2 separate regions of the Homo sapiens genome follow, and region 2 is linked to region 1. Evidence: chromatin loops called from intact Hi-C (ENCODE). Cell type or tissue: heart left ventricle. All regions are shown on one strand. Each heading gives the region's core, and the rest is flanking DNA. Links, peaks and the distances in the headings are about the cores only. Region 1 overlaps CACNA2D2 (calcium voltage-gated channel auxiliary subunit alpha2delta 2). Region 2 overlaps CACNA2D2 (calcium voltage-gated channel auxiliary subunit alpha2delta 2).

Evidence for each region. Hi-C counts contacts between places; a loop is a spot of excess contacts. Peaks named below come from ENCODE experiments on the same cell type or tissue, not always from the same donor. Only the 100,000 strongest peaks of a DNase experiment are listed, where the experiment ranks them.
Region 2: a loop joins it to region 1, with 1.8 times the contacts of the local background. A loop is called at or near these places in 2 of 110 quality-filtered maps.

Annotation. Positions count from the first base shown.
Region 1 is chr3:50,486,948-50,502,188 of GRCh38, reverse strand. All of the region lies in intron 1 of CACNA2D2 (calcium voltage-gated channel auxiliary subunit alpha2delta 2), which reads left to right. Among named protein-coding and RNA genes, the nearest start is that of CACNA2D2, 9.1 kb to the left of the region's middle. RefSeq lists enhancers at 5,462-6,409, 8,284-8,939, 13,535-14,035. In heart left ventricle, for the core only: no CTCF peak of the experiment used is centred there; no DNase peak of the experiment used is centred there.
Region 2 is chr3:50,385,002-50,400,242 of GRCh38, reverse strand. It overlaps CACNA2D2 (calcium voltage-gated channel auxiliary subunit alpha2delta 2), which reads left to right. Exons shown (of 38, transcript NM_006030.4): 4 at 6,075-6,134; 5 at 12,631-12,675. Among named protein-coding and RNA genes, the nearest start is that of TMEM115, 33 kb to the right of the region's middle. RefSeq lists enhancers at 4,299-4,853, 4,854-5,409, 5,410-5,965, 10,667-11,271, 11,272-11,876 and 2 more. In heart left ventricle, for the core only: a CTCF peak has its summit at 11,674; DNase peaks (open chromatin) are centred at 7,952 and 9,292; H3K27ac peaks cover 381 bases.

The DNA of each region.
Region 1 (15,241 bases), core at 1,328-9,327:
GGCCAAGGGGAAGGGTCTGGCCTCGGGGAAAGGGAGAGGCTGGCTCTGCGTCATTTAAACCAGCTCTGCCCAAGGGTAAGAGCCCCTGGTTCTGCCACAAAACCTGCCGACTCCAGTTCGTAGGCTCTCTAAGATGAGGGAAAAACAAACTCAGGAAAACCGCCTCTCTGGGTCTCTCTCTCCGTCTTGTCGTCTCTCTCATTGCACAGCCTGGCTGTGCTCAGGCAGGTGATCAGTTGGCAAATTACAAGTGCCGCACGGACGTGTCCTCTGTCAACCGTCTGGATTTTTCACATGTGTGTTTGGGGGTTGCCCAGGGAGAAAAGAATCGAATGGAAGTTCAGGGCTGGTGGATGCGTTATTGTCTTTCATTTGCCGTGATGGAAATGGACTTCAATCATAGTGCTTAAAAAAAGCAAAAGCATTATTTTTTTGTTGTTCTTTCTTCCTCAAAGCCAAGCACGAGCCAAGCCACAATTATTTTTTTCTTAGCCGTTTCATAGCTCCTTGAGTGAAGGTTTAAGTGGATGTCTCTTTCCACCTCTCCCGACCTCACTCCCTTTCCCTGCAACGTGCAGTTGGTCAGATGGCTTCTGGGCCTGCACGAGTCTCCTCTAGAAGGCCGATGTGAGAACCTGACCAGAGTAGGCACCTATCCCTCTGTCCCCAGCCAGAAGATGGCGAGGCGGGTGTGACGGCAGCGACACACTTCCAGCTGGACGCTGTTGTCGATATAGTTGGAGCTAATTTGGGGGTTTGGGACATGTCTTGCAAACTGTAATTAGAGAATGAGGGTGGGGGTGGGGTGGGGGCTGTGCCGCTCTGAGGGTCCAGGGGGAGGTGACTAATGGTACAACAACACAGAGGGTTTGCTGTGACAGCCAGTGCCCTTCAGCTGCCCTGGTCCCGCAGACGAGGATGCACATTGATCCTTGGAGGGAGGAAGGGGCCCACACATGACCATGGCCAGTGGAATTGGTGCTTTTGTTGAACTGGTAAGAAAGGTTTAGGCTGTTGTTCGGGCCAGAAGGTTCTGTGGGGCTGCTCAGGGATGGGTGACCTCCCAGAACCTTCTGCTGGGTCAGTGTGGCCAGGCTGGGATGACACTTTGATACAGGTGGATTTCCAAGGAGGAGAGTGGAACCCAGCTTCATGGCACTGGAGTGACAACCCCTCAGTGGGGAAGGCCCCTGATGAGCAAGTCATTTTCTCATTAGTGTCTGCCAGTGCACAGGGGCCCAGCTTCACAAGCTGCTGGATTTTAAGCAAGTGTGGGTTTGGGGTCTGCTAGCTATGATTTCTGCAATCGCTCTGGCAGCATGGCTCTCTGCCCACCAGGCAAAATGGACCAAGGCTGCTGCTGGATTGAGAAGGGCAGAGGGGTTACTGCTGAAGGGAGGACAGGGCTTCAGGGTTTTTTTTTGGGCGGGGGGTGGGGGGGTTGGGCTGTCTCACCTTACCTGGACCTGGATCAGAGTTTCAAACAAGGAGGAGGCTACATGTTTGCACACATGTATGCACATGTATGTGCACTTGTCCGGCTGGGTGTGGGGGACCTGAGTCCGAGCACACCTTTCACCTGCCTCCTTTTTCCAGTTATGCCCTCCCCAGCATCAGGCCACCACCGCCGGCTGAGGGGCAGCCCTCACTGCTTTGCCTCCCCTTGTGTCTTTCCCTCCCTCTTCCCCTGTCCCCCTTCTTCAGGTCTTTCATCGAGCTGTACCTATCCTTCCCTGCCCGCCTCTTTTGTCCTCTCTGCTGGGCCTCTGTGCCCTGTTCTCCAGTGCCCCCAGGTTTCTCTGTCCCCTCCTCTGTGGAGTCCTGGCTGAGTGCTGGGTGGAGCACCCGGCTGAGCTGGCCCACCTGACTGCACCCTCTTAGCCCAGCTCTGCTCCAGCGATGGTGTTGGCCAGCGTCTCCCTTCCTCTGAGGGTGGGCAGAAGCAGTGAGGGGCCTGAGGGGTTTGGACCACCAGCAGATTAATGACAACCAGAGTACGTGCTCCTCTCCTGAGTGGACACATGGGGAGCAGTGCCTACAACAGGGCATGCGTCAGTGTAGCTACGGTTAATGGTGGGTGACGTGTGTCTGTCTGGGCCTTCCAGCCCCTGTCTCCATCTCCCTGTGGCTCTCCCTGTTGGAGGGAGGCAGCATCACTCATCTGGGTCCCCCATCTTCCCAAAAACCTGCCTCAGCTTTTGCAGGAGGGAGGGATGAGGCTTCCCAGCCGCTGCTGCTGTCACCGAGATGCAGAGCTGCCAGGTGCTCACAGCCCTCCTGGTGTGGAGGACTTTGGGGGGACCCTTGGCTGCTGTTCCCCTGGACTCCATCTTTATCAGGCACCTCCTTTTGGTCAGCTGTGCCAGGTTAACCCCTGAGAAAGGAGGAAACTCATTTTAGGATGAGTCCCCTCGTAGTCTGCAGGTGAATCTCACTCCAGATTCTTTGTCACACTCATGTCCCCATGGAGAGACTGACTCCAGAGTAAAGCTGGCCTCTAAGTGGACTTCTGCAGAAAGTATCCCCTTCTCCTCCTGCCTGTGTGCAGGTGGGCACTGCCAGCTCCTGGCATCTCAGATGTGTATGGGTGGACACTGCCAGCTCCTGGGAGGATGTAGTTTGGGGACATGCTGGGTGTCAGGTGTAGACTTTGCAGGCTCCATTGGGATGACCTTGCCTTAGTTTCCACAATTGAAATGATAGAATCTGCTTAAGAGGCTGGTGGTGAGAATTAACGGGAGAGGATGCCGCCTCTAGTGGGCAGGGAGGGCTCCGTCAGGTGCCATGGCTGCCACTGTTAACATTAGCATTAAGCCCAGATGTTGCAGCCGGGCGGTAGCCAGTCTTACTGCGAGACCCACCAGTCTCCAGGGCTCCCACGGGCTAGGTGGCCGCCTGTCTCTCTACTTTGCTCATGCTGCCCTGCCATGACTGTGCTCTTTTCTCAGGTTTAGATCCCCTCCTTCAAGGTCTCACACCCGAACCTTCCAGAGGCCTTCCCATCCCAGCTCTGGGCTGTGCCACTCTCTCAGGCTGTGCCCACCCACATCAGATTCTACCTCCTTGAGGAAGACATTGGGCCACCTCCCTCCCTCACTCCCTGCAACACAGCTTGACTGTGGTGGGGGACGTCTCCAGGCTAATGGTGATCTCCCTTACTGAGCCCAGGCCAGACCCCTCACCCACATTAGTGCCTTGACCTCAGAGCCCGTGGTCATGTCCATCCTCCAGATGGGGAGACTGACCTCAGAAAAATGAAGGGACCTGCTTAAAGCCCACAACCATGAGAGGCAGGGCAGGGGAAAGGATAGATCTGTCAGACACTTGGCTGCCCAGCCAGAGGGCTGGGGACATCTGGGCAGTGGGCCCAGGAAGTGGAGGGGGGCTTGAAGCCTGAATCTCTGGGAAGAAAATGAAGAGGCCTAGGATATGAGAGCTGGGCCTGGGACTTCCAGCTGTAACTTTGCCCTGTCTGTCTCTCTTTCCTCCTCTGGGTCTCAGGCAACCCTGAGGGGCCTTCCTTGGCATGAAGCTGCCTTGCCAGCCCCAGTGCTTATAGCCCCAGTGCTGACCTCCATCTACCTCCCACGTATACACAGGCCATCATGGAGCACCCCCAGCCCAGAGCTTTCCTTCCCCCAGCTTTGAGTTATGGGCCAGGCCTGCTCTGTGTGGAGGGGTGGAGGAGAGGAGGGGCTTCATCTGGAGATGAGATGCCATTTCCTTCTCCAGATTCCAGTCTGATTCCGGAGAGAAAGGTCATGGAGGTGGGGGTGGGGCTGGGGGTTGTTCATGGAAACCTGAGGCTGGCTCCTTTAGTCCCTTGGCAGTTTTGCCAGGTCTGAGGGGACTTCACAGGGCTAGGATCTTATAGATGCTGGGGGAGCCTCATGCCATCCGGATGGGTGGGACTTGGGGGGTTTGGGAACCAGCGTTCAAGGGCTTGTTGCTAGGGAACTCTCCAAGGGGCAGCTGGAGGTTTGGGAGTCAAGGCAGGTGGGCTGAGCTCTGTCTGGCAGGGCGATGTTGCCTGTAAGATAGGAGTGGTCTTTCTCTCTCTTCCCCCTTCCAGCCACCTACCCCACTCCCGTGCGGAGATTTGCCTCCAGACCTGGTGCCTTGTGTCTTTAAGTGACTGGGCTGTGGGCCTCAGGCCTGGGGAGGACATGCTGGGGAGGACATGAGGGGCTTTCCCATTGCTGGCTACAGCCCTCCAGCCAACTGGGAAGATTCTCTTCATGTCAGGTTTTTTTTTCTTTTCTTCTTCTTCTGGTGCCTACTGTCTAAACAAGAAGCTACAGAATCAATATTCGTATTCCCCAAGGGAAGTGTGTGTGTGGTTTTTGCTTTTTTTTGCTTCCCTTCTTCTCTTGTCCTGTGGAACCTGAAGAGCTTCCAGAGCTGCCTGTGGCTAAGGGCAGAAGGGGGGCCAGTGCAGGTGACCACAGAGATTGAGATGGCCCTGCTGGCTTGCAGGTCCCCACAGGGGTCTCTTGGGGCCTCCCTAAAGGAGTCAAGATTCTGTCATTCAAATCTACATAAGGTCAGGACCTAAGGGGCAGACTCAGCCAAGCCCTGCCCTGCCACTGTGAGACTCAGGCTGTTGGCTTGGTGTCCCCGGTCCTGGTCCCGCTCCTCTCACCTGGGCCCTCACAGTGCTTTTCCTTCTGCATCTGGTCTGGACCTGCTGGGTCCCCAGCCATCACTGTTACCCGTGACTGAGCCTGGTGAGGGGAGAGCCTCACAAACCAGGAGACTGTCTAGCTGGGATTAGGTGGGGAGAATATTCACAAAGGAGTTCTGAAAGCCCCCATCTTAGGTGAGGAGGCCTCTGTCAAGGGCAAGCCCAGCCTAATCTTCTCAGTTGGGTAGCTTGCTTGGTGACCTTGGACAAAACCCCTCCTCCCCCTGGGCCTCAGTTTCCTTTCTTCCAGGATCCTTCCAACTCTGACATTCCAATGCCCTAAGAAGACAGATCTGGGGTCTTCCTGCTCCTCTCCACGCCCTGCTTTAGCTGTGGCCGCTGGGCCTTGTCTCTTCCAGTGTGAGGGTGCCTGGACCTCCCGTCCTCCTTTGGCCATACCTTGGGTGTCTCATGGCTGCTTTTCAGATTGACCCCCTTTGAGTTCTGATCAGCCTAATTGTTTAGCAGAGGGGGAGGGGCATGGGAAGCCTTTCCTGCTGATCAGTATCCATCTTTCCCACCTTGGAAATGATCCTCATTCAACAAAGGGGAAGAGGTGGGTGAAAAGGCTGAGAAGTCACTCCTTCTGCCTGTCTTTTCCCTGCCCCTCTTAGACCCTGGGCCCCTTTCTTCCCCTTTGATGCCTGCCTTCCCTGATGGCTAGTTCTTTCTGAACAAGCCCCCTCTTCGTGTGCACTGAGACTCTGCCACACCTCTCAACAGCTGTGTGACCTTGGGAACTTCCACAGCCTCTCAGGGTCTTGGAGCCTCATCTGTAAAACAGGGCTTCCGTGGCTGTACTGCCACATAGGGTTGGGGTGTGATAGACTGTGAGGGATGGGCCTGGCCCCAGGGAGTCTGTGATAAGGGCATGTGGATCCCGACTGGATCTAGGGGGTATTTGCAGTCTAGCTGGGCCTGCACTCCAAGTGCCAGCCACTATCCCCTCATCCATAGCACCCAGCACCCATCCAGGCCCTACAGGCACTTGGGACCCACTTGTGGTTTGTGAGTCTTTCCTCTTGTGTTTGGCTCTTGCCTTTGCCTGTGTGCACATGTCAGCTTGTATGTGGGCGTGTCTACACCTGTGTGTTCATGTATGTGTGCATGTGTCAGACGTGTTCACATCTAAGCATGCTTGTGCGTATACCCACTTGTGTGCGTGTGTTTGTACTCACACATGGATGCATGTGTGTAGATGTGTGTGCATGGGCATTCTCGTGTGTAGGCAGCAGTAGGTGTGTGCGTGTATGTGCATATGAAGTCAAATGCGGGCATGTGCTTGGGAGCCTATGTAGTGCAAGCACACGTGTGGTTTATCTCTGCAGCCAGAATGGGCTCCTAGTGCCCACCTTCACCACCTGCCTTTGAGGTTAATGCCAGGGCTCGGCTGGGCAAACACTGGCAGTGGGAAATAAAGCATCCTGATTGTTAGGGCCAGTGTTTTGCAAACTTTTATGTTAGAAACAGCCTGAGTTAAAGCTGAGCTGGAAAGTTTGATCTTCTACCAACTGGCGTGATGACAGTCTGCAAAGGAAACAGAGGCTGCGTCCTTGTAATTCAAATTTTTGCAAATTGAATGGTATTTACATTCAGTGGAGGACTTGGGACTCAGAGGAGCTCCGTGAGTCCTTTGTGAAGTGAAGCATCTTTGCAAACAGCCCTTCCCCGCGTGGAAAATCTGGAGGGTGGGCGTGGAGCCTGGGCTCAGGCAGAGTGGGAAGCTCTTGCTGTGTGACCTTGGGCTGGCACTTTTCCCTTTCAGAGTGGGTGCTTCTCATTTGCACACTGAAGGGCAGGAGACTGGCAGCCCTTGAGTATCTGCTGTGGGTTTGGGTCCTCCCCGCAGCAAGACACTGTGGGCACGATTTGGGCTGTAAAAACTTTGGCTTGATGATCCCTTGATGATCTGGAGGGATGATTCCTCCACATGTTCTCCATCTGGAGCATCTCCAGCGAAGACACTTCCTTCAAGGATGGATTTTTGTCTACTGAGTCTTCATAAATAAGGCTGTCCAGTGATGCCCTGTGATGGGCCCTGGCCCCAGTAGCTGTGTGGACCCAGTTCTCGTGGGTTCTGTTGTCTGAGAGTTTTGCTTTCCTGGCATTTTCAGGACGCGCCTGTGTGTTGTCAGTGCTGCGATGGCCCAGGGCCCTTGGGATTTTGGGAAGTGGCTGTGAGGGGCTCAGGAGCCTACAGGCCAGGAGGGGTTCCTGTGGGGGCAGGGAGCCTGGGTGCAACCGTCTCCTTGGGCATTATGGGCTTTGCATGCGTCCCTGACTTGGAAAGGACATGCCACAGCCACAGAAATCCCTGAGGTCCTGATACCACCATCATATAGACACGGAAACTGAGGCCCAAGATGGGGGAAGGGAACCTTCAAGCCCCACATATCTGTGGCTGCACATACTCTGTGGGCAGGGCCCAGCCCTCATCCCTAATGCTCAGTACAGACTGCGGGGAGGGCGACTCCCTATGCAGCCTTCCTCGCACTGATGTACAGCTGTTTCTCTTAAATAAAAATATCCAGCCGGGTGCAGTGGCTGACGCCTGTACTCCCAGCACTTTAGGAGGCCGAGGTGGGAGGATCACTTGAGCCCAGGAGTTGAAGATCAGCCTGGGCAACATGGCAAAACCCCATCTCTACAAAAAAATACAAAAATTAGCCAGGTGTAGTAGTGTACACCTGTGGTCTCAGCTACTCAGGAGGTTGAGGTGGGAGGATGGCTTGAGCCCAGGAAGTTGAGGCTATAGGGAGCTGTGATGGTGCCATTGGACTCCAGCCTGGACACAGAGTGAGAGCCTGTCATTTATAAATAAATAAATAATAAATAAATAAAATCTATGGCATGGGTCGGGGGGCAAGTTGAGGTCTGCTTTGGCAAACTCGAAGGGCAAGATGTCTATGTGGTGTGAGGCCCCAACTCCTTGGGTTTCTGTGGGGCAAACTCTGATGTCCCTGTGCTGTTTCAGAGACATAAAAGCTTTCTGGGTCCCCTTGGGAAGGACAACTTTGTCACCAGGCAGTGTGGGCTTGGAGGGGCTGGCGTATTCCTGAGATGGTAGAGGCCCATGCTCTGCCTCGAGTTTCCAGCCTGACGTGGCATTTCAGTCTTGATCACTTCCTTCCACAGCCCGTGTTCTCCTCCTGCTGGCCCCGCCTAAAACGCTGCATTTGAAGCCTTAAAGGTCAGGTCTGGTGCTGCCACCAGTTCCAGCAAACAAACAACTAAACAACCCACCCCCGCCCTGCCCCCACTTCAGTTATGAGAAAAGAGAAGGAGCTGGCAGAGCAGGCCTCTGTGCTAAGGGCCCTTGCAAATGGGCATTTCTCCTTTCTCTCTGTGAGCTGAGTCCGTGGTGGGTGTGTTAGGGCCCTGGGAGTCTTTGTATCTCTCCTTGGACCCCCCGCCAGGCTTGCTGGAGTGTCTCCCTTTTGGGCTAGCTGGGACCTTGCACCCCAGAAACCTGCCATGGGCAGAGCCCCACTTCCCTGGCTAGCCCCTGAGGCCTTGCCTGGGCTGACTCCAGCCTCCGGCCCTGGGACTATCTGGGACACTTGAAGGTCCTGGGAAGAGCTCTGGCCTCCGCACCTCTGGCTTTCGCTCACTGCTCACCGTGTCCCTCTCCAGGCTGCTGGCTTCGCCCAGGGCCCTGGGGCAGGAGCCTTCCTGACCAACACCCTCCTCCGGCTCCCTGCCCTTTGTGAGTCCCTCCTCCAGACCCGTGCCCCGCCTCCAGCTCTGTGCCGGGTCATGGGGCCCTTGAGGAGTAGGCATTGAGCTGACTGCGACCCCCTCAAGATCTGAGTCTGAGGAGCGCATTTGGCTGCCAACAAGAGGCTGCTTCTGTGCTTATCATGTGTGGTGGGTTTTCCTCATGGTGGGCCCTTTATCCCCTGACAGGGAGCCAACAGGTGTGTGATGCGGCTGCTGGCAAAGACCAAGTGGTCACCTGTGCTCAGCCTGGTGGCCTCGCTTTTGGTGTAACTGTCTGTCCTTGGCCAACTTACTGCATGGCAACAAGATGGCTGCCACAGCTCCAGGCATCATCTGCAGACCCAGGTACTAGGCATGGAAGAGATGTCTCCTCTGGGTTTCTCTTAAGAGGGGAGGAAACCTTGCCCAGAAGCCCCCAGCCGACTTCCTCTCACATCTCATTGGCTGGCACTGAGTCACATGCCCACTCTGAACCAATCACTGGCAATCTAAACAGTACACTGTGATTGGTTCCGGCTAATCAGGATTTACCCTTGAGCCGAGGATGGGGTCACCTTGGGCTGGAGGTGGAGATTCTGCAGAAGGCAGGGAGTGATGGAGGATGGGGAAGCAGTGTCGGCTGCAGGGTCAGAGGAGAGGCTTGAGGGTGGGAGTTGGGGCCAAGGAAGAAGCAGGAGATAAGGGGATGGGTGACCATGCCAAGGAAGTGTTTGTAAAGGAAGTAGTTGTTTTAACCACATCAGTCACTACAAGCTGGGCCCCCGGTGGTATATTTCACACATGTTAGGTCAGTCCATTTTTATCCTACTTTCATAGATGAGAAAAATTGAGGCTTAGCCAGGCTAAATGATAAAATCACACAGATGGCAAGTGGCAGGGGCAGGATTCCCCCTAGTGCTCGGGTCCAAGCACTCAGCCCTGTCCCACACATCCCTCCTGCATCTCACCTCCTCCAGGCAACCCCTAGCCACAGGACCTTCAGGGTGTCCCTACACTCCCATGATGTTCTGCCATGCATCTCCCTCTGCAGAGGCTGCCCTACTGACCAGGCTGACGTCCTTGGAGGGTTTATTTCTCACTCGGCCTGTGGCGCCTCCAGGTTCCTTGGAACCACCCAAGGACCAGAAGTAGGAGATTTTTGGCTCCCAATCCCCCTCCCAGTAGAACAGCCCCACCCTTACTTGTGTCATGGATGTGGGTCAGTGAGAACTGTGGGACCAGTTGGTCCCGTTTAACTCCCGTGTGGTACAGATGGGGAAACCGAGGCCTGGAGAGGGACACTTCCTTCGGCCTCTCAGCACTTGAGGCATAGACTAGACCCAAACCTGGGGTTTGGGGGAGCAGCCACTGCCCTCAAGTTGCCGTGCTGTGCCAGTGAGGTTTGGTCAGTCAGAGGCCTGAAGGAGGCCATTCAGGCCACGTCCTGTCTCAGGCAGGGCCTAGGCAGACTATTTAGGACAACAGCAAGTTGCGGGTTCAGATGACGTCTGAAGATAGTGCTGGCATGAGTGGGCTAAGAGGATGGCCAGAGGGGCATGTCCTGCTGCTGTGAAACAGCGCAGCTGACCTGGCCTTAGAGGGCCACAGCCACGGACGTAACGCATAGACATGGCCGTGGGGAAGGCCCAGACTTGGCTGGGTGCTGCCTGTGAGACTTCATTCTCATCTTGCGGGGAGGGTGACTTCAGGGTGGGGTGTACTTGCCTATAGTGGGGGTATACTTTTGCCTACTCACTGCAGAGGACTGGGTGTCATTGGTCAGCACCCAATGGTGAATATGATGAGATCCATGCTCCACTGTGGCCAGGAACCTAGCCCTTCCCATTACTCTCTGGCTCTGTTCCCTGCACCAATCCTGGGTCTGGGCTGGACAGTGTCCAGGAGCCAGTCAGCCAAGGGCAGAGGTCTTGGGGTAAGCCCTGGGCTTTGTCCTGCTTCTGGATTGGGTACCCCTCTGGCCAGTGTTCCCCACCTGTCACATGAGGAAAGAGGGATCTCTGGGGCTGTCCAAGGGTCAGGGAAAGGAAGAAGCTGGCCTCTACAGGCCACGGCTGTGAGTCCCCCGACTGATAGTCCTCCCCTGATCCGGGTCTCTTTCTGGGGCTTTCTCCCAGTCACATGCTGGAACTGGTGGTGCTGTCGCCTGTTCTCACAGAGTAGTCAGGCAGGGCAGTCTGAACTCACTCTCAATTCTCCCACCTCTCCATCCTTCACTCTCCTTTTTCCGCCCCACTCCATGCCCACCTCACCCCCTGGGCTGTGCCTAGCAGTACGTGGGCAGAGCAACTTGAGGGGAGGGAGGCAGCATGTTTAATTGTTTAAGCCACACCTTGGCTGGCGCAGGCCACAGAAGCCCTAGGGGCTTGTACAGTAGGGTCTGTGGGCCTCCCCTTGGCCCTTCCTCTTCCAGTCTCCTCCTAACCCGCCTTAGCCTCACTGTGATAGTCTGGGCAAGCCTCCTGCCGTCCTCCTCCGAGCCTCAGTGTCCTCACTGTTCTCAGCACCCTCCATAGAAAGGGATCCTTCTGCAGCTGACAGTGGTGCTCCCCCTGCCACCTCATCTGCATAACTGTCATCTCTGTTCTGTCCTTTCCTGTAACCGGTGCTTGTGGAGACCTCAGCAAGGAGGCTGCTTCTGATGGGCACGGGGAGGGGCACAGAGTGGGATCTCTGCCCTCAGAACTGAGTGCCCAACAGAACAGAAGCCATCTCATTCCATGGGGGCTTAACAAGCACCTGCAAGCACTCAGCATGGAGGAAGCTGGGGAGAGGTTGGATGGGCTGCCGAGGGCCCTGCCAACCCCAGGCAGGACCCACCTGTTGTCCCACTGACCTCTGCCTGTCCTTCGGTGCTTGGCTTGGAGTCACTGTCCCCTGAAACCTTCGCTGACCTCCTTGTCTGGGTCAGAGGCCTCCTAGCCTGCTTCAAGCCCCTGTCCTCCCTATTCTTGTCCTGAAATAGACCTTGCTGCCTGGCTGCTCAGGGACTATGTGGCTGGGAGGGGTGGGGGCAGTGGCTGGTTGCCCTTGGCTGGAGCTCCCAGCTAGCATACACCAAGTACTCAATCCATATGTGCTGAACAGGGAGCCCATGGTCTGTGCAGGTGTCCACAGAGCCAAGCTCGTCATGACTGTGGAAAATGGAGCAGCCTCTTACACAGCAGCCTGGGACAGAGCCTGGCTTTGCTGGAGCCAGAGGGCATAGGCCACTCCCACATATCTTCCTGTGGCTTTTGCAAGGAGTTTTCCCAGCCCAGGGGCTGCCACCAAGGGCTGCTCTGGGGAGGGAAGTAAAGGGGGTGTCCAGAGACCCACTGACCTGTATTATTTAATGGGGTGGGAGGCAGGGTCCAGGCATTAGCATGTTTTCTAGAGCCCCCTCTTCCCCCTAAGTTGAGCCAAGGTACAGAACTGTGGCCTTAGGGGATAGGAAGATAAACACAGGATCCTCACCCTCTGCCCAGCAAGGGGGCACTGAGGCTCCCAGGGTTGGGGGATGGTGTATATTGGTTCTGAGCAATGTCCTAACCATGGTATCTATGGGAGCCAGCTGAACCCAAATGCCTGTGCATGCAGCCAGTTGCCAAAATCTGCAGCTTGTCCCAGGGAGATCACCTGGCTTCCCAGCCGTCTGCCCCGCTCCTTCCAAACCGCTCCTCTGCATAGACATTTGCCCATGCCCCATCTGCCCTGCCGCCCACTCCACAGCCTGCCCATCTTTCAGGACCTGCTTCCTGACCATCCCTTCCCCACCTGAATCCACTCCCACACCTTAGCTGTGTGTTGCCCTGAGTGGGCTCTGGGGTCTCCAAGGGCCAACTGGGTCCCTGCTCTTGGGACACTCAGTCCATGGGGGAGATAAACAGTGAAGAAGACATGGGAGTGAGGCCAAATAAATAACACCATGCATGGTTGGTGCTCCAAGCAGCATCCAAGGGGCCATGAGACATCCTGCTCCAGGCCCCCAGGCTCCCCTGCCATTCCCATGGCCCTGGGCCTCCCCAGTCAGGGTGTGGAGGTCCTGGGGAGATCACCTGGACACATCTTTCTCCATGGATAAGCCATTGATGGGGGGACGAGGTAAGGGGCAGGAGTTGAGTAGGGGAGAGGCTTGCCTTGCATATAGATCCAGCCCCAGCCCCAGCCCCAGCCCCAGCCCCAGCCCCAGTTTTGGAGGCTCCCGGCAGCCCCACCGCTGTCTTTCTGATGCGCTTCCGGGGCTGCTGCTCCCCTGGGCAGTGCCTCCTAGCACTTACCATGCCTTGGGCTGCCCAGACCTCATGACTATGGCCCTGCCTGTCTGGCGCCCCATAGCCCCATCTTCCCTGGCACAGAACAGCTGGGGAGGGGGTTGTGGGGAACAATCCCAAAGGCCATTAAGCCTAGTGATTTACACGGTTCCTGAGCCAGCGCGGGGGGAAGTATGTTTCACAGGTGATTTCCAGACTGGTGGCATATGGAGGAGGCCATTACTCTACAATGAAGAAGGATGGGGACTTCATGGGGCCATCTAGAAGGCCCTGGAGCTGTGGGCCCTGATGCATATGCCTGCTGTGTGGTAGAAAGCCTGGTTCTGGGGATTATAAAGGGAACCCCATATGTGACCTTGTTTGTGCCCCAGTTACCTCATCTTTATGATGGGATCACATTTCCTATGTTTCATAGTTGTAAGGATGGAACATCCAGTCATTCAGCCAGCATTTTTTGAGCACCTTCTGCCTGTCAGGTGCTGTTCTCAGGAGATGATGTTCTAGTGACAATATCTGTGTCAGAAAACACCAGGAAGGACGTGCGCGGTGGCTCATGCCTATAATCCCAGCACTTTGGGAGGCTGAGGTGGGCGGATCACAAGGTCAGGAGATCGAGACCATCCTGGCAAACAGGGTGAAACCCCATCTCTACTAAAAATACAAAAAAATTAGCCAGGTGTGGTGGTGGGCGCCCGTAGTCCCAGGTACTCGGGAGGCTGAGGAAGGAGAATGGCATGAACCCGAGGGGCGGAGCTTGCAGTGAGCAGAGATCACATCACTGCACTCCAGCCTGGGCAACAGAGCGAGACTCTGTCTCAAAAACAAAAACAAACAAAAAAAAAACACCAGGAAAATGGCGAAAGCTTTGCACTTGTGGGCACTTCTTGCTAGGGGGGTGGTAGAGGGGCTGCAGCAGGCGGGAGCTCCCATGGAGCTGGGGGAAGAGGTGTGGGGGGTGGGGTGGGTAATAACAATATCCCCAGCCTCTAATGTTTGTTGTGCTGAGCCTCAGTACTCTCTGCTGCCCTCACCCTGGGGTCAAGATTGCAAGATACAAAGTACAGGGCAGTGTCAGGATGCCGGGGGGAAGAGGCTCTGCACCCGGGCCCAGTTGTGATGGGTACTGGTTTGTTTCTGTGGAGTGAATGAATGAATGAATGAATGAAATCAGCTCCTGAGAGACTGAGCTCCCACTTAAAGAGGCCCAGCTTCCCTGGGCACAGCCGTCTCACTGCCCTTCCATCCAGTGTGTGGAGGTGCTCCCATGTACTTGAGGGTAGGAATTCTGCAGGCCTCGGTGTGGGAGCAGCCTGCCTTGGTGCCCACGGTCGGTCTGTGGGTGCTCACGGGGCATCACTGTGTGTGGAGCCCACTGCTGGGCCTTGCATATGTTGTGCCCTCCATTTGGATTGCCCTCCTGCTCTGTGGTGCCACCTTCACCTGGCCAGTCCCTAGGCCAGGTCAGGCCCCTTCCCATGCATCCCATGCATCCCATGCATCCTGTCCCCAAGGCTTGCTGGACTCTTCTTCTCATCAGGCCCCAATCCGGATCAGGTATCAGCTTCCTCTGCTTGGATTCCAAGCTCCCAAGGACAGGCCTGCATCTGCCCTGCTTGCTGCCAAATCCCTCCCAGGTGCCCATAGTAGGTACATGGTTACTATCGGAATGAATGAATGAGTGAGTGAGTGACTAGGTGGGGAGTGAGCGAGCTAGTTGGGAATTTACAGAAAGTTGGAAGCACCTGCAAAGCATTTTGCCAGTAATTTGACCTGCTGGTTCAGCCACCTGCCTCTCCTTAAGCCAATCATGAGGCTCACCAGGCAAGGTGGCTTCTCTCGGATTGGGGAGGCTAGAAAGGTGGGGTAGCTGGGGCTGCACTAGAAGCCCCTTGCTTGTGCAGCTGTGGATCCCTCACAGCCTGCAGAGGGGATTTGCTTTGCTAAAGGAGTCACCACAGAGCACCCGAGAGTAACAGGTTCATGGCGTGTCAAGGCAGGTTGAACACTCACATTCCATTTACATACAGCTTGGCGCACTCTAAGGGTCCAGGCACTAGCAAGAAGCAGATCCCAGAGGAAGTGGGCATTCTCCCCATACCTGGCTCAGGCTCCCTGGTGGGGGCATTGGAGGGAGCTGGGGCTCTGCCCTGCTGGCCAACGTTCCTACTGCAGGATAGCCCTGATAGGGTATAAGGAAGGACTTCCCCATTGCACTCAGCTTTGGCTTGCTTGTGGAGGCAGTGAGTTCCTGAGGTAGCCCCCTTCTCAAAGTTGGAAAAGGCTGTATACGAGGGGCGGCTCTTACCTGCAACCTACTTCCTATTTGGCCATTGGAGTCCCCCTTGAGGTTAAGGAGGCCTGACAGCCTAGGGGACAGGGCCATGGCTGAGTTGACTGGGTTCAGATTGTGGTTCAGCAGTGTGGTCTCGGGCAAGTTGCACCATTTCCACAGGCCTCAGAGTGCTCATCCGTGAAGTGGGCATGAACTGGCCTGCGCCTGGCCGAGGTACCATCGCTGCAGTGGAAATCACATGGAGTGCCCAGCACGCAGGCCCTCCGCGTCAGCATTGCCTTTCCCTGGTGCTTG
Region 2 (15,241 bases), core at 4,635-12,634, 110 kb after region 1:
CCCCTACTGTCAGCCCTGGGGCTCCAGCTCCCCCCTGGCAGAGCTGCATCTTGCTTCATTATTATGCAGATATTTTAATTATGCAGATATGTTTTTAGACAGTTTTAAATATGTATATTATTTACTCATTAGACCATAACAGCTCTGGAAATTGGAAATCTGTATTTAGTATCTATCTGTGCACAATACACAGCTAATGCAGGACCCACAAGTTGGGAGGGAAGACGGGTGGCAATGGGGCCAGTGCTGGGCTAGGCAGGGGCTGCTGGGCATCCTGGTACTTGTCCCCTCCCGTGGCCTGGATCCAGTGATACCAAGGCTTGTGGGGGCAACTCGGAGGGACAGCTGGGAGGCCAGTTACTGATCCTCTCTCCTAGGAGAAGGGCAAAGGGACCACTCTAAGGGGTGGCAGGAGGGACCTGAGTCCAACCAGCCAGGCCCCACCTGGCCAGGGATGGTCCTTTCCTGGAACAGTCACTGTCCAATACTGCTGGGCTTTACCACCAGGCGAACCTGGGTTTGATGCCCCCTCTTCCTACCTAGGGGTCTGGGGCAGCTACACTAATGCTTTGAGCCTCAATCCCCTCGGCTGTGAAAGGAGGGGAGCAGGAGAATCTACTTCTCGTGAGTCTTGCTGGGGAGGCAGCAGTGAAGCCCTCACCCAGGGTAGGCACTGGACCACACCTGGTGATATCCTGTCATTGCTACCTTCCTTGCAGCCCTCGGCAACATTCTCAGGGCATACTACCCCCAGCCTCCACCCCAGAGCCCACGCTCCATCACAGCTTCTGCCTGGCTCAGCCCTCAGTGCCCTAGATCTCAACATCCTGCACCCCATGGGTTCAGAGCCTTTTCTTCTAAGCCTCTCATGTCCTCTGGGAAGTGGGAGTAAACATAACTAATTAAGACCAAAGAACTCTTCCAGCCTTTCCCTCTGGGCTGTGCAGAAAAAGTCCTGTTTGATGGGCAGTTGCTCCTCAGACCCTTCTGGGCCACCAGCACTGGGCAGGGAGGGACTCCCAGGTGAGGGCTGGTGAGGAGAGGAGGCCAAGGAGAAGTGTGGAGCACCTAGCCTGGGGGTGGGGAGGAGCAGGCCATCTAAGAAGGTGGGGGCACCCAAGAGCCCCAGCCCCCCATCACCCAAGGCCCTCCCCTCCTGGCATGCAGGGGGCCTTCCTATCCCAGGTGTTGGCCTCTGAGGGGTGCCCATCCTGGCCCCAGGTCCCTGATCTCAGGTTCTTGCCTGCCTCAGCTCCCACTGCAATTGAAAGCTGTTTAACATAGTGAGATTTGCAGGTATCTGTGCAGGGCTGCTCCCAGGGGAGTATTGTCCCCAGCCCAGTGCACGACGAGTCCTCCTCTTTCTTGCATTTTCCTGTAAGAATGGTTCCCAGAGCTGAGGGAAATTGATTGTTAAGTGAAACTCTCTGATAATTGCCTCTGAAATGCCTGCTGTTATCATGATGGACTTGGGTGTGAGCATCCCCACTCAGCAGTCCCACTGAGGTTCCCTCCAATACCCTGGCCATGATGGGGACGTCACGGGCCAGGCAAGGCACCATCAGTGACTTCATAGCCGCATCGCCATGGGCAGCCCTTACCCCCCAGGATGTGCTGAAGAAAATAGACTCTGAGAGGTTAAACCACACACCCAGGATCACACAACTGGCTGGGCAGAGCCAGGCCAGACTCAAGCCCAGGCCTCTACACAGGTCCAGAGACACCCAGTTTTCATTTAGCAGACATTCACTGTGCATCTACTGTATGCCCAGGGCCAGGTTACCATAAACTTGACAGCCACAAGACACTTACCCACCAAACCCAGTGCTCAAGGGGAAAGCAGACATGGAAGAGGGTTCGCTGAGTGTCAGGGTCAGGAAGTGGATGTGGCTAGAGGAGTCTGGGCAGGAGTGGCCTGGGAGGGAGCAGCATGTGCAGGGCCTGGTAGCAGGGCGACCAGAGACTGCAGGCACCTCCAGGAGCAGAGCCCAGAGCCCAAGCAAGGAACCACTCCCAGGGGGACAGGCACTTGGGGTCAGGGCTAGGAATGGAGTGCATCTCCCCAAGACAGGCAGGCACTCCAGAGACAGGCACCCTGTCCCTGCCCTGCGTGGTATCCCAATAGGTTCTTCCCTCGCCTCTGGGCCTCAGTTTCTTGCCCCTTCCAGCCTGTCCCCAAACCATCAAGAGGACCAGGGAGAGGTAGAAGGGAAGTGCTAGGAGGGATGAACCTCCAGGGGTGGGGCAGGGTGGGCACGGTCTCCCTGCCAGCCCTCAGCAGGCCTGACTATTGTCAGCTCTATGGGGACAGGAGCCCAAGGTCTGGGTGCTCAGCCTGGGCCAGGTAGGTGGGGCTAAGCTTGGAGATCCCTGCCTCAGGACATGTCCTCCTTGGCGGAGGGGAGTAAAGCCCACCTTGTCCAGAGGGCTGGTTAAAGGCAAAAGGAAGTTTCCAGGGGAGGTAACACAGTCTGATAGGGCTAACCAGGCAGAAAGAGCAGATAGCAGCAGGGCCCAGAGCTGGGCAAGAGCCAGTGAGAGAAACCTCACGGGACTGGCTGCCTATGTGCAGCTGCTGAGGGTTGGAGGAAGGGGGCTGCCAAGAGCCTAGCCACCCTGAGTGGGTGCAGTTACTATGTCCAGTTTATAGGCAGGATGTTGAGGACCAGAGTGGTGAAGACCCTGCTCCAAGAAAGTCAAGCTTTGAACCCAGGCCAGGACTCGGGGGCTTCAAGGTCCAGGCTCTGATCTCTGCTCAGGGCCCCTCATGCACACCAGTGGTGGTCCCAGTCCTCTCATCCTCAGGCCTGATGGGACCTTGTGGCCGAAGCCTGCCCACTCCACTGCACCCCACCAGCTGCCTTAGCCCTTCCTCCCCCACCACCGGGCCTGCCTGTTTAACAGTTTCCACACGTCCAGTGCCCAGGGATGGACTGATTGATCTGTAACACTGAAAAAATAATAATGGCTTGATCGTTACTGAGGATTAAAAGTAATCCTTTTGCTGTGGCTATTACGACTCCGTTATTCACGAGTCAGTGGGCTGACCCAGCCTTTGAGCCCATGGGATTCCATGAGCTCAAGGTGGCTAGGAGCTGGGGCCTCCCTCCCTGGGTCTCCCTTGCCCTGTCTGCTAGGCTCTGGAGCCAGAGGGGCCTGTAGCCCCCATGTTTTGGGGCCTGAAGGTTTCAGGGTCAGAGCTGAGCCCTAAGAGGGTGAAGGAGCTGGAACCCCCCAGCCAGGAGTAGAGGCAGGGGCAGGAGTTCCTCAGGGTCATGGCCCAGCCTGGAGACTCCCACTAGTGTCAGTGTGGCGTCTGCAGCCCCATCGACCCTGTGGCTTTTCTGCGGCAAGAGACCGCCTCTGCTTCCTCCACTCTGCCCCAGTCTCAACCCTGGGGAAGGACAGGGGCCTCAACAGAGCCCCACTCTGAGGAAGATTTGGCATCCCTGGGAAGGTAGTAGGTCACCAGGTAAGGAAGGAGGGGCACAGTGATGACAAAGGCTTGACTCACACACTGCCTCGTCAGGCTTTACACAGCCTCCGGGCCAAGTTACTGAGCTCGGCACCTGCTGTACTGCAGGTGCTCGCCTAACACTGGTGACAAGCATTGCGAACCGTACAAGTCACACAGTAATGCCCTCTACACAAGGTCACTGCAGGCTTATGAATTGGGGGCCTCATCCATCCCTGGGTTTGGGGTCGGCGTGGGCAGGCATTTGTGGTTTAGGTCAAGAGGAGGCTCCAGGATGGAAAAGGAAGAAGAGGAGTCAGGTGGGCCCTACAGGACCTGGAGAAGGTTGTGCCTTTTACATGCAGAGAAGTGGTAACCACTGAAGGGTTTTGGGACAGGGGACGGTGTCATGACCAGATCTACATTTGGAGAAAAGGCTCCAGGTGTTGTGTGGAGAATAGGTGATGAGGATGAGAGGATGCAGGTTCCGGGCAGGACAGAGCCTGAGCTGGGGGTGCACAGGAGGTGGTGTGAGGGATGCTGGGGTGGAATGGAGGAGGCAGAGGGGCCAGGGTGGGTGGCCTGCCTCAGAGGGGCACTCTGAGCTCAGGTGGGTCTGAGGGTCACTCCAGGGAAGTGTCCAGGAGCTCAGGAGGGCCAGGATTGGAGGCAAGACATGGGAGGCATCACGGAGTAGAGAGGCCTGGGGCCCCCAAAACCCTAGGAGTGTGAGGCTGGGCTGGGGAGAGAGGAGGGTGTGGGTCCCAGCCAAGCAGGCCTTGCAGTTAAGGGTGGCAGGGGACAGAGGACTGAGCCTACAAAGGAGAGGGAAGCAGAGGCCAGGAGGGCCCAGCTCTGTGGGGTGAGAGGGTTTGACCCCAAGAGACACTTTCTCCCCCTGCTCCCGGGACCCCAGCCTCATAGCCTCCCCCACCACTCAGTGTTCTTGGCCTGAGGAGGGGTAGCCAGCCCAATGGGGCTGGAGATGGCCCTGGACAGCCCCTCTAACTATGGGGTTGTGACACTCTGCCCCAGGAGAGCAGAGGCCACAGCTCCATAGGAGGCCCCACCTTCCTCCCTGCCCTGCTAGTCCATGCTTCAGAGGAGGAAATGCCGGCCTCCATGACCTGACTTCCACTTCCCCTAATGGGCAGCTGACAGGCTTTAGTAGGACGTCCCCTCTGGGGCCCACATGCCATATCAGGCCTGGACTCAAGGATGGGGGTGAGGTGTCCTGAATACCAAGAGGCGGGACCTTCTGAGTAGGGCTGTAAGCCCGGAGGTGGGACGTGCCTGCCCCACTGTGGGACAGGGTGGGGTGGGGGTGAGAGACCAGAGCCACCCACCTCACTGAGCATGGTGGGCCCAACAGAGGCTGGTCCTTGGATCTTGGTCATGGGCTGAGCAAGACAAATGCATTGGTGAGGGCTGGGCTCCGGGGCCCAGCCTGAGCCGGACTCACCATGTGACCTTGGGCAGGCTGCTGGCCGTCTCTGTGCCTGGCCGTCCTCATCTGAGGAGGGCCACAATGGCTCCATGCCAGGCACACTGTGAATGGTACAAGGTGCACAGCACATGAGTCACTGGCCAGGGGAGGGTTCAGTGTGCAGTAGGTGGCCAGTTGATAGTGATGGTTGTCATTATGATTGACAGGACATCACTGCTCTCAGCTCTGCAGAAGGCCCCCGAGGCCAGACTCAGTTCCATCCTTGGGAGCCCCAAGGTTTCCTGTAGAGAAGGGATCCTTAGAAAGTACCAAATAAGAACATCTGGGTGACCCGGACTTAGGCCCAGAGGGTGGCCGGGCCCCAGCGTCTTCTCCAGCAAGCCTTCCCTGAGGTCCCGAGCCCCCACAGCACTGCGCTTCCTGTCCCTCAACCTCTCCTGCCATGGTGGTTCTGCGAGGTTGTGCCTGTGAGCTGCAAGAGGCAGGACCAGGCCTGCCACACCTCCACCAGTCAGCACAGTCTGGCACCCAGCGTGCCCAGTGGCAGATGTGGGATGGACAGACACACAGCTATGCCCTGAGGGACATTCTGCTCTCAGGCACAGGGGCTTTGTTGGAAGAGGCCACTGGAACCAGCCCCAAAGAACAGGACAGGCTCTTGTGGACAGAGGGCTTGGGAGCCCTGTGGGAAGGGGCTCAGGAAGTCTGGGAGAGGGCCCATGGGCCTGGATGGACAGGGTGGGCTGTGGGCCCCTCCTGTGGAGCTCTGGATAGCTGTCAGAAGGGCAGGGCAAGGTGAAGCACTTTGTAACTTGCAGCTCAGCCTTAGCTCCAGAGGAGCTTCCTCTTGGCACTGGGGTGACACAAGTGTGTCGGGGGTAGAGAGTGACACTAGGGCTTGGCCTAGTACAGGGAGTCCCATGGAGATGCCCCTGGGGTCACTGCACAGGCTTCACCTTTCCTGCATGGACCCAGCTGTGGTCAAGGAGGTGCCCACACAGCAAGCTGGGGAGTGTCTGGGGCAGAGAATCTCTGAGGGTCTCGTAGGATGAGGGGAAGGGAGTCACCAGTCCAGCCTGGCCCCAGGGAGTGCTGGGGATGGAGAGGCTTTGGGGTGGGCATAGGGCAGGCTGCCTTCCTCCGCTTCTGACCTCCCTGTGCTCTGTCCCTCAGAGACTGGCTGATGCTGCAGAGAACTTCCAGAAAGCACACCGCTGGCAGGACAACATCAAGGTAGGAACCCCAGCACCCTGCCCAGCACTTAGGGCATGCCCATCCATGCGTGGATTTGAATGCTGGGGGGTGGGAGCTGCCCAGACACATGAGGGACACAGAGGGGTCTGTGGAGTAGAGCCAGAAGCCGGTGTCCAACATTCAGCAATTACTCCAGGCGCCTCTCACTGCTGGGCACACAGTGAGATATGAGCCCACATTCACTCCAGAGGAGCTGTGGAGTCACCCGTGAGTGGGAAGGCTGCTTGAAAGTAGTGTTCCCTGTGTTCCCCAGATAAGGTGTTCAGATTCTTGGAGAGCCCCCGGGTCAGAGGCCTTTGGACTTCAGGACTTGTCAGAGGCTTTAATACAGTGACCTGCAAGAGATGCTGGGAAATGGGGACCAAATGCCCTTCCCTGACTTCCCTTCCCTGACTTCCCTGAACAGCAACCTGTCCACCCTGGAGGCCCTCAGGCTGGGCTCAGGGGACTGGGCTGCCATGGTCACAGAAGCCTCTCCTTCCACCTCAGAAGGAGCTCAGGCTCGCTCCTTGGAGCAGAGGTGCAAGAAGCTGAGCGCAGAGGATCTAGTGTGTGAGGGAGGGAAGGGGAGCCTCACCCATCCCAGCCTAGGCCTGAGTTGCCCTCACCAATTCCTTGCTGTGTTTGATTTTGCCTGGGGCTGGATACCGGCCCTCGGGCCAGCATCAGACGGAGGCAGGGCTCCTCCTGGATTCAAGGAAGCCCCAGTGCCAAGGATGATGGAACCCTTGAGAACCAGACTAGTTGGCAGGGCTCCTGTGTCCTCCACAGCTGCTGGGGTGTCTGGGCCATGCCTCCTAGTACTCTTGTGCTAAACACAGGGAGGAGCAGGGTGGGGGTGGCAGACCTGACTCACTCCAGCTCTGGGCCAGGCACATCTGCTCTAGGAAGCAGTGGGGTTATTGTCCCTATTTGACAAGAAAACAGAAGCACAGAGTGGATAGACCTACCCGAGGTTACCTGTTGGTGGCAGAGATTCACAGCTGGCTGTCGGGTGTCAGGGGCTCATGCCTATGCTCCAAGCCCTAAATCTGTTCCTCCTCCCCAGTCCCCATCCCCCAGGCCATGCTGAGGCTGCCTCACCTTGCCCACACCATGGCACTCTTCCTTTACCCCTGGCAGGTGCTGGGTGCTGCCCTCAGGGAGTTCACATGAGATTGGAAATGAAAGATTATTTTCTAAGGTGAACAAATGAATGAGCTAGTTACTCCCCAAACCAGTCCCCCTTCCCCAGGAGACAGGACTGACCCTTCTCTCCCTCTCTCCTACTCCAGTGCTACTTGCTCACAGTCCCTGTGGGACCCAGGCAAGGGCTTCAGTTTCCCCATTTGGCAAAGGACTGACTGGTGCCAGTGCTGCCTGTGAGCTCAGCTATGGGGTGTGAAGGAATCACTGCACACATCAGGCTATGTGGGTGCCAAGCCGCTGATGGCATGGGTGCATATCTGGCCACACCAGCCCTTGGGCCCTGAGTACTTCTGTCCTGAGATGAGGCAGTAAAGGGCTCTGGCTGCTCCCCTCCCCCTGGCTTGACCTGAGGTGCCCCCAGCTGTGGGTGTGACCACAGGCAGCCCTGACCACAGGGCCACCTGGGCCCGGCCTTGTTCATCTGCCTCCCTGCCACATCCCACCGGGTGCCTGCCGGCCTGTCCCACTGGTGTCCCAGGTAGGGTGGGTGGGGCTGTAGTCACCTCCCTCCTTCCCAGCTGCTGGGTCACTGTTCTTCCCAGGAAGCACTGCTGCTACCACAGCTGCCAGGCTGAAAGGCATCAATGCTAATGGTGTATCCAAGAGCCCAACACCAGCCAGCTATGCTCGGGCTGCCAGGGATTGCTGGCAGCAGTGGCTGCAGGAGGGACTGTCCATGCCAGGGGAGGGTGCAGGGACTTGAGGCTGGGAAGGGATGCTGTTTTGTCCCTTGCAGGCACACCACCCACCCCTGAAACCACATCCTTCCAATGACCTTCAGGAGATGACAGACAAGGAGCCATGTTCCCTCCCAGAACTCAGGAGAGGCACCTGGCCTGTGCCACAATTCTAGCCTCAAACTCAGGCCCTCTTCCTAGGAATGCCCTTATCCACCCCTCCTTCAGTGCAAAGCCTCTCTCTCCAGATGTCTGCCCAGGACTCCCTTTTCTAGCCCCAACCCTAAGATCGGCCCCCACAGCCCACAGCAGTGACAGCGTGACCAGCAGCAGTCTTCTTACCTCTGAGATGGGGAGGATGGCGCCCAGCTGTTCTGGCCACAGAGGAGATGCTTGGCCCATGTGGCCAGACTGGAATCCACTGCACCATCAGCCGGGTGTGGCCCTCCCTGTATTGACAGCACACAGCAGGTCCAGATGCAAACCTCTGAGGAACAGACAATGGTATCAATGGTATAACCCACATCCACATGCCCACAACTCCACTGACCTCAGCCTGGGGGGTTGGGGATCCTGGAGTCTGCAGGGTCAGAGCTGGGACAAGAGATCAAGAGGGCAATGCCTGGATGTAAAGCTCCTATCCCCCTTCCTCGTCCCTGGCCAACCCAGACCCTTGGACACCAGGGAAACGATGGCCCTGATTAGCAGGCAGTGCCTCCCATGCCCCCACAGGTGGGCAGCAGGTGCCCTGGTGCCCATAACACTTAGGATAGATGAAGAGGGGCCACCTGCCGGACCACACTTGGTGCCAGCACCACACTATGCCAACACTGTGTGCCACCAAAACCACCACCAGGGAGGAGCTGGGCCAGGGCGTGGGAAGGGGAGGGGGGAGTGGCCATTGGCCCCAGGGCCTCAGTGCCAACACCAGGGCCTACAGGAAACAAAGCCATGAGCTGGGAGTGGAATGGAAGAGACAGCCCTCCCCTGGGAAGTGTAAGGGAAGGACACAGCCCTGCCCTGGGGAATGTGATGGTGGGAGTGGATGGAGCTCTGCCTAGGGACTAGAGGGAGGGCTGTGAGGGGGCTGGGCCAGGCTAGAAGAGCCAGCTGGACAGGACAGGTGGCCTTCCTGACCTGAGGGTCTGACCCAGCCATAGGGCCCCTGCCTGCCTCTGCCAAGCCAGCGACAGACGGCTCTCTCAGAAAACAGTCCTCTTGGCCAGGCTGAGCTGGCACTAGGCCAGGGCAGGAAGGCCAAGCGTCCTCACTGGTGCAGCGGGTGGCTGGCCTAGGCCTGCACAGGCAGCTGGTGGGCAGGCGGCAGTCATGTCTGGCCAGGCCTTGGCAGCCACCTTCCAAGCACTGAACTTGGATGGCAACTGTCCTTCCCCCGCTCACCCCGTGCTCATTTCCTCAGCTTGTTCCCTGAGACCCACCCTCCTCACACCTCTCTTGGGCTTGGCTCCTGCTAAGGAGAATGTATGTCACCAACACAAGGGTCACGTGGACCCTCCTGCCCCGCCCCTCGCCTGTTATCTGTGTGCCCAAGTCCACATGGGAGGGCATGTGTGTGAGCTCAGAGTGGGTGACTCCCCCAACTCCTACCCAGTTGGGCAAAATGGCCCCTAAAATATCAGATAACACAGGGTATGTCAGGGGAGTGGTCCCCAGACATTAAGGACACCCGTTTCACTCCACCCGGGACTCTTCCACACTCAGCCTCTCCTCTGGGCTGTGGAGTTGCAAAGACAGAAGGTGGCCACTCATGGGCAGAGTTGGCCCTACCCCTGGGGAGGCCCAGCTCCCTGTTCTCTTCATACCCTCAGAGGAGGCCTCCTCATCCTGATATTACGAGTGGGGAAGTAGAGACCCAGAGATGAAGCCTCATGGAGGCTGCATGATTTAACTGGGCAGCCTTGCCTCCTCGCGGGTGACCCCTGGAATTCCTCAGCAGGCCACTGGGACAAGCCAGTAGGCTGGGTCCTTTTTGGCTCAGCCTCAGTCTTCACTCACTGCCCAGGATTCCAGAGCTCACGTGTCCAGGTCAGAATTTGAGGCCAGGACTCTTTGCTGAGGTCCTGCACTCAGTCACTAGAGAATACTGCCTCCTTGTTGCTCAACCCAGGAGGTGGTCACTGCTGATAGACATTCAGGTACTGTGTTGGCCCAAGCAGACAGAGGCCTTCTCAGGGACCCTCCCACCCTGACCCTGACAGCCCCCTCCCGCCACACCCCCAGCTCCACACCACATCATGCATAGCAGTCACAGCTGTATTTATGATATATTTTCACATGTATGACCTTGTGTGCCACCATCCATGTACTTCTTACCAAGGAAGGGGCATGGTCTCGCCCTCCTAGAGGCAGGAGAGGCCGGGAGCGGTCATTCCCACATGCATCAAGCCCTGGGGGGCAGGGAGACCATACAGAATCCTGAGCCTCATCTGTCATCTGCAGGGGACTAAGAATCCTCCTGGGTGACATGTCCCCCCATGTCCCTGACGCCACCAATATCTGATGTTCCACTAAGACTGTGAAACAGCAGAACAAATAGAGAAGCAGAGCCCCTGGAGCAGCTGGAGAGGTGGCCCCAGTGAACGCTGAGGTGCCTAGTGTTGACCCAGGTGCAGGCAGGACCCAGCCACAGCCTGTGAGGGGAGCCTAGGGCTCCTGAGGGCTGCAAGTGACCAGCCCCCACCTGTGTCCTTTCCCATGCTTGTGGAAGGTTTGCCTAAAAAGTGGGTGAGTGAGGCCCCAGGTTGTAATCTGCAGTCCTCCCACCGCACCCGCCCGCTTTCATTACGGAGGGAAAGAGCATCAGAGCTGTGTTTATAACCCCCTTTTAGATAACAAATCACATTTTCTTTTCACAGCAAGTGTGTTGAATTGATATTTTTTCCCCCTCAGTTTAATAGGTTTGTGTGTTCAGGAATGATCTTCGTCAACTGAAACTCCTTATTGTGTTTGATGTAATGTCAGCTTTCATTATGCGCTTCGGTCGGAGCCGGGCGCAGGGAAAGGCCGAGCACCCTGCAGCTTGGGCCCGGCCTCCGCCCCCGCCCCAGGCCCACCGGGGCTGCAGCCTTCTTGCACTGGTGGGTGGGTGGTGGGTGTGGGCAAGGTTGACAACAGGCTGGAAGGGCAGGTTGGAGCCAGGGTGCGAAGGCTTTCTTCTCCCTGCTCTCGAAACGTCTGACCGATGGGGTCATAAGGCTGCTGTAAGAAAGCGCCAGACACGGCAGGCGCCCTGGGATGCTGGAACTCTCGGGCTGCCTTTGGCCTTACATTCCTCAGGAAGTTGTGGTCTTACCCATGCGTGGTGCCAGGCATGCAGTCAGTGTTGCAGAATGCTGGGACTAAGCCTGCACATTTGGCCAGTGGCCTGCAGCCCCTAGACCCCTGGTGAGAGACAGACTAGGACTGTTCACTGAAACAGTCCCAGGTACTGACGGAGCCCGTGGGCAGTCACCACAGCCAGGCCCCTTTCCAGAGTCCTGCCTGGGGGAGCCTGGGGCTCAGAGAGGGAGTGGTCTAGCCCTGGGGTCACACACTGAGTGAGCCCCAGCTGGGCCTTGGGAAGCGGGTGTCCGGGCGACATCTGCGCTGGTGGTGTGAGTGCTGGCTCTGCCTGCCACTTCACAGCCAGCCCCTGGGTGGCAGACTTGGTCACCACTCCCATCTGCAGACCTCAAAGAAACAAGCCCTGAGTGAGTGAGGGGCCACTGGGGCCACGCTGCAGGTTTTTGCCGTACAGAACAGGGCTGAGGAGCACCTGGAGAGGGTGACTTGGACAGCAGCTCTGTCCTGAGTCGTGGCCCTGAAGCCCATGGGGGCAGAGTGTGGCAGACCCTCCTGAGCCAATGGCACTTGGCTGACACCGGGCTCACCTTCTGGCGGCCTCTGTCAGCCGCGCTCGGTTCTGATTAAAGATCATTACACATGAAATTAGCCCGTTTGTGTTACGGGTCCCCGGGGCGGCCGGTGATTATGACGCACAGATGGCCAAGAACCCAGGCGACTGGCAAGCAGACATGGGCCAGGGACAGGCGGGGCAGACGCAGGCGGGTGAGGGCTGGGAGGCAGGCGCCAGGGCTGGGCTTTGTTTTCTCCCACTCCTGTTGTGGAAACCCCCTCGCATTTCACAACAAATCACAGATAATTAATAAGTACATGCCCGTAATGAGCAGGCTTTTTAATAGAAGAAATTGGAAGATGCGGCGTCGAGTCATTATTTCCCTCCTGCCCAAACTCGGCTCTGTTCTCCGTCTTCCTCACTCCCTGGTGCTGCCTCAGCCAGCCTCTCTGCAGACAGAACCTAGAAGGCTGCAGCCCAGGACACTTGGCCCCTGAGTTAGGAAGGCCCAGGGAATTCTCAGTCGAGGGGTACTGCATGCTCCTGGAGCCTGTGCAGGGCCCCTGAAGATAGGCCTGGCTGCATTCTCAGCCCTGACCTATCCGGCCCTTCCAGGAGGGGGGCTCTGGGTGGGGGAAAGGGACAGTCTCTGCCCCAGAGGAATCTAAGGGTGCCATGCAGGCCTTGGGGCTAGGAGTCCTGTCTGTCTCGGGACCCTGAGCAGCTAGTGCTGAGGCCTCTCTCCCCTCACCAGGAGGAAGACATCGTGTACTATGACGCCAAGGCTGACGCTGAGCTGGTGAGCACCCCCTCCTGAGCCACACCTCCTTGCTGGGCCTTGGTGGCCTTGGCTGTAAAATGGATGTTAGGACTCAGCGCCACACATTCTGAGCTCAACCCTGCAGAGCCGTGGTGACACAGGCCCCACCTTCCACCTCCCACAACTCCCTAGAAGTCCGGACCCCTCCAGGGCTGCATCTCTGTGCACTAGTGGGCTGAGCTTGACTGCAGTGTGAGGCAGGTGGTGAGGCGCTTGGCCCTTCCCGCACGGGGCAGTTTAGGTCCCAGATGGAGAGAGCCTCTCTAAGTGCAGTGAGAGGAGGGAGACAGGGAGCAGCTGGGAAGGCTTCCTGGAGGTGGGCAGGTGTGAGCAGGATGCAGGAACGTCCAGGTGCATTTCCAGGTCAGGCCAGCTCCCTTCCCTGTGCTGAGCACCCCACAGCCTGGCCCATCATCAGACCCTAACCCTGAGCTCACCTAGGGTCACCCACCTCAGAAGTGGTGGCACTGGGACTGACCAGAGAGCCCAAAGCCACACCACCCTTCTGCCTCCATGTCACTCACTGGCTCAAGTCCGCCCGGGCTGCCCTCTGAGGTAGTGAGGTCCCCATCACCAGAAGACTCGTGTGAAAGCTGTATGACTATTTGCAGGGGAGGTGGCTGTAGAGAAGACGAGTGTCTGAGGGTGTAGGGCACTTGGAGTAGACGGTGTTTGCTGAGCTTGTCAAGGCCCAAGACCCTCTGCCTGACTTTAAGGCAAAAGTAGTTGGACCCAACAGTCCCCTCTGTAAACAGAGGTGTCACAGCAGCACAGTGTCTAGACTGCTGGCTGATTCAGAGGACCCAAGATTCAGTCTTCCTCTCTTAGGCCTGCGGGCTTGGTGGGTTTCCTGGGGCAAGTGAGAGGTACCCAATGACACCAGGAGGTGAGAAGGCTGGAAAGGATCCCTGTGCAGGATCCACAGTGCCAGGCTGGCCTGGGAGAGCCGCAGGAGGGCACAGGGCCCGAGACGGAGCGGGGTGGGCTCAAGCAGGTGTGCTTCCCCTTGGCTGAGCTCCGTGGCTCCCAGAGAAGTTGCTAAAATTAAAGCTGGAATCTGAAATTCAAATGAAGAGCGAACCTTTAATTAGACCCTGAATCTAATTCCTTACCCCCCTCAGCAGCGGGCTGTAATTTTAGCAATCAGTGCATTAAATATAAACCAGGAGACTGCAGTTGCCCACCATACAAAGCCCCTGGGCTGGGGGTTGGCACTGAGGGGCTCCTTGGACAGCCTGGTGCCCAACCCCTACTAGGATGCTCTGAACCTACCTCCAGCAGCCTCAACTGTATCCAGGGCCCCAACCCCTCACTCTAAATCATTGACTCCTTGCCCGTAGCCCCTTGGACTTCTGTTGGGGGGCTAGAGATTGCCCGAAAAGAGAGCTTTTCACTCTGGGGCCTGGCTAGACTAGGGTCAGCTAGGCCAAACGCCTGGTATAAATGACAGCACGCACACATTTTCCAACTCCCCTGCTTGTTGTGTTGTTTTGTTTTTTTAATCTTTGCCAGAGGTACAGTTAGATATCTTTCTAGACCATTTACTTTTAAATTACCAGCCAGAAGGTGGGGGTGGGGGAAAGAAAAGGAAGGAAGAAGTTCGCCAGCTGATAGCTTATCAGAACAGAATCCAAATGTCACATTAGTTGAGAAAGTTGGGAGATTAAATTTTCTAGTGCCCTTCATCTGCCGCTGACATTTCGGGGGCTTTCTTCTCCCGCGCCTCCCCCTCCTCTGAGCGGAACGTGAGTGGCGCACGCCTCACAGTCGGCCGCTTCCACTCTGGCCTCCATGCTCCGAGGCTGCCTGCCCTGGCTCTACCCAGCACCCGAGGGCTTCTAGGGTGTGCCAGGGGTGGGCAGATGGGTGGCACACTGCGGAAGGGCAGTGGGAGGACAGCAGACAGCTTGGATTCTGCTGTACAAAATCCACCTTCAAAGAGATGAAAAGAGTGTCTGCCACAGGCCCTTCAGAGCCGTACCCCTGTGGTGTGGAGAGCGCATCTGGCTGGGTGGAGAGGCACGGTCACCCTTTCCCCAGACAAGACACAGCTTGGTCAAATGCCTAGAGGCAGAAACACAGGGGAGGGGCATGCCCAGGTCATAGTGGGCAGCGGGGGTCAGCCCACGTGGACCCATGGGGGAGAATGAATGAGCTAAGCCTGGGCTGAGGGTGGTCACAGAGGCTTTGAGGGGCAGTGAGGGAGCGTATGGGGTGTTCAGCTGCTTATGATCTCTCCTATCAGCCTAGGAAGCCCCCGAGCTTTGCTCTCCACCCTTAGCCTCCTTCTTTCCCTTGCCTCCCCAGTCTGGCTTTTTCCTCTTCACCTTCACTCTCTACCACCATCTTCCCTCCCCTCCCCCTTGCACACCTGCACCCAAGCCTGCCCCCCTCCCATCGGCTGCAGCATCAACACTAGTCACAGACCCACTCCTGCCAGCCTGTGATGGTGGGCGGGGGCGCACGGTGCATGCCCAGCCTGCCCGGCCGTGAGATGCCATAATTGGCACCTGTCAGGCTGCTGTGGCTCATTTTAGAAAATCAA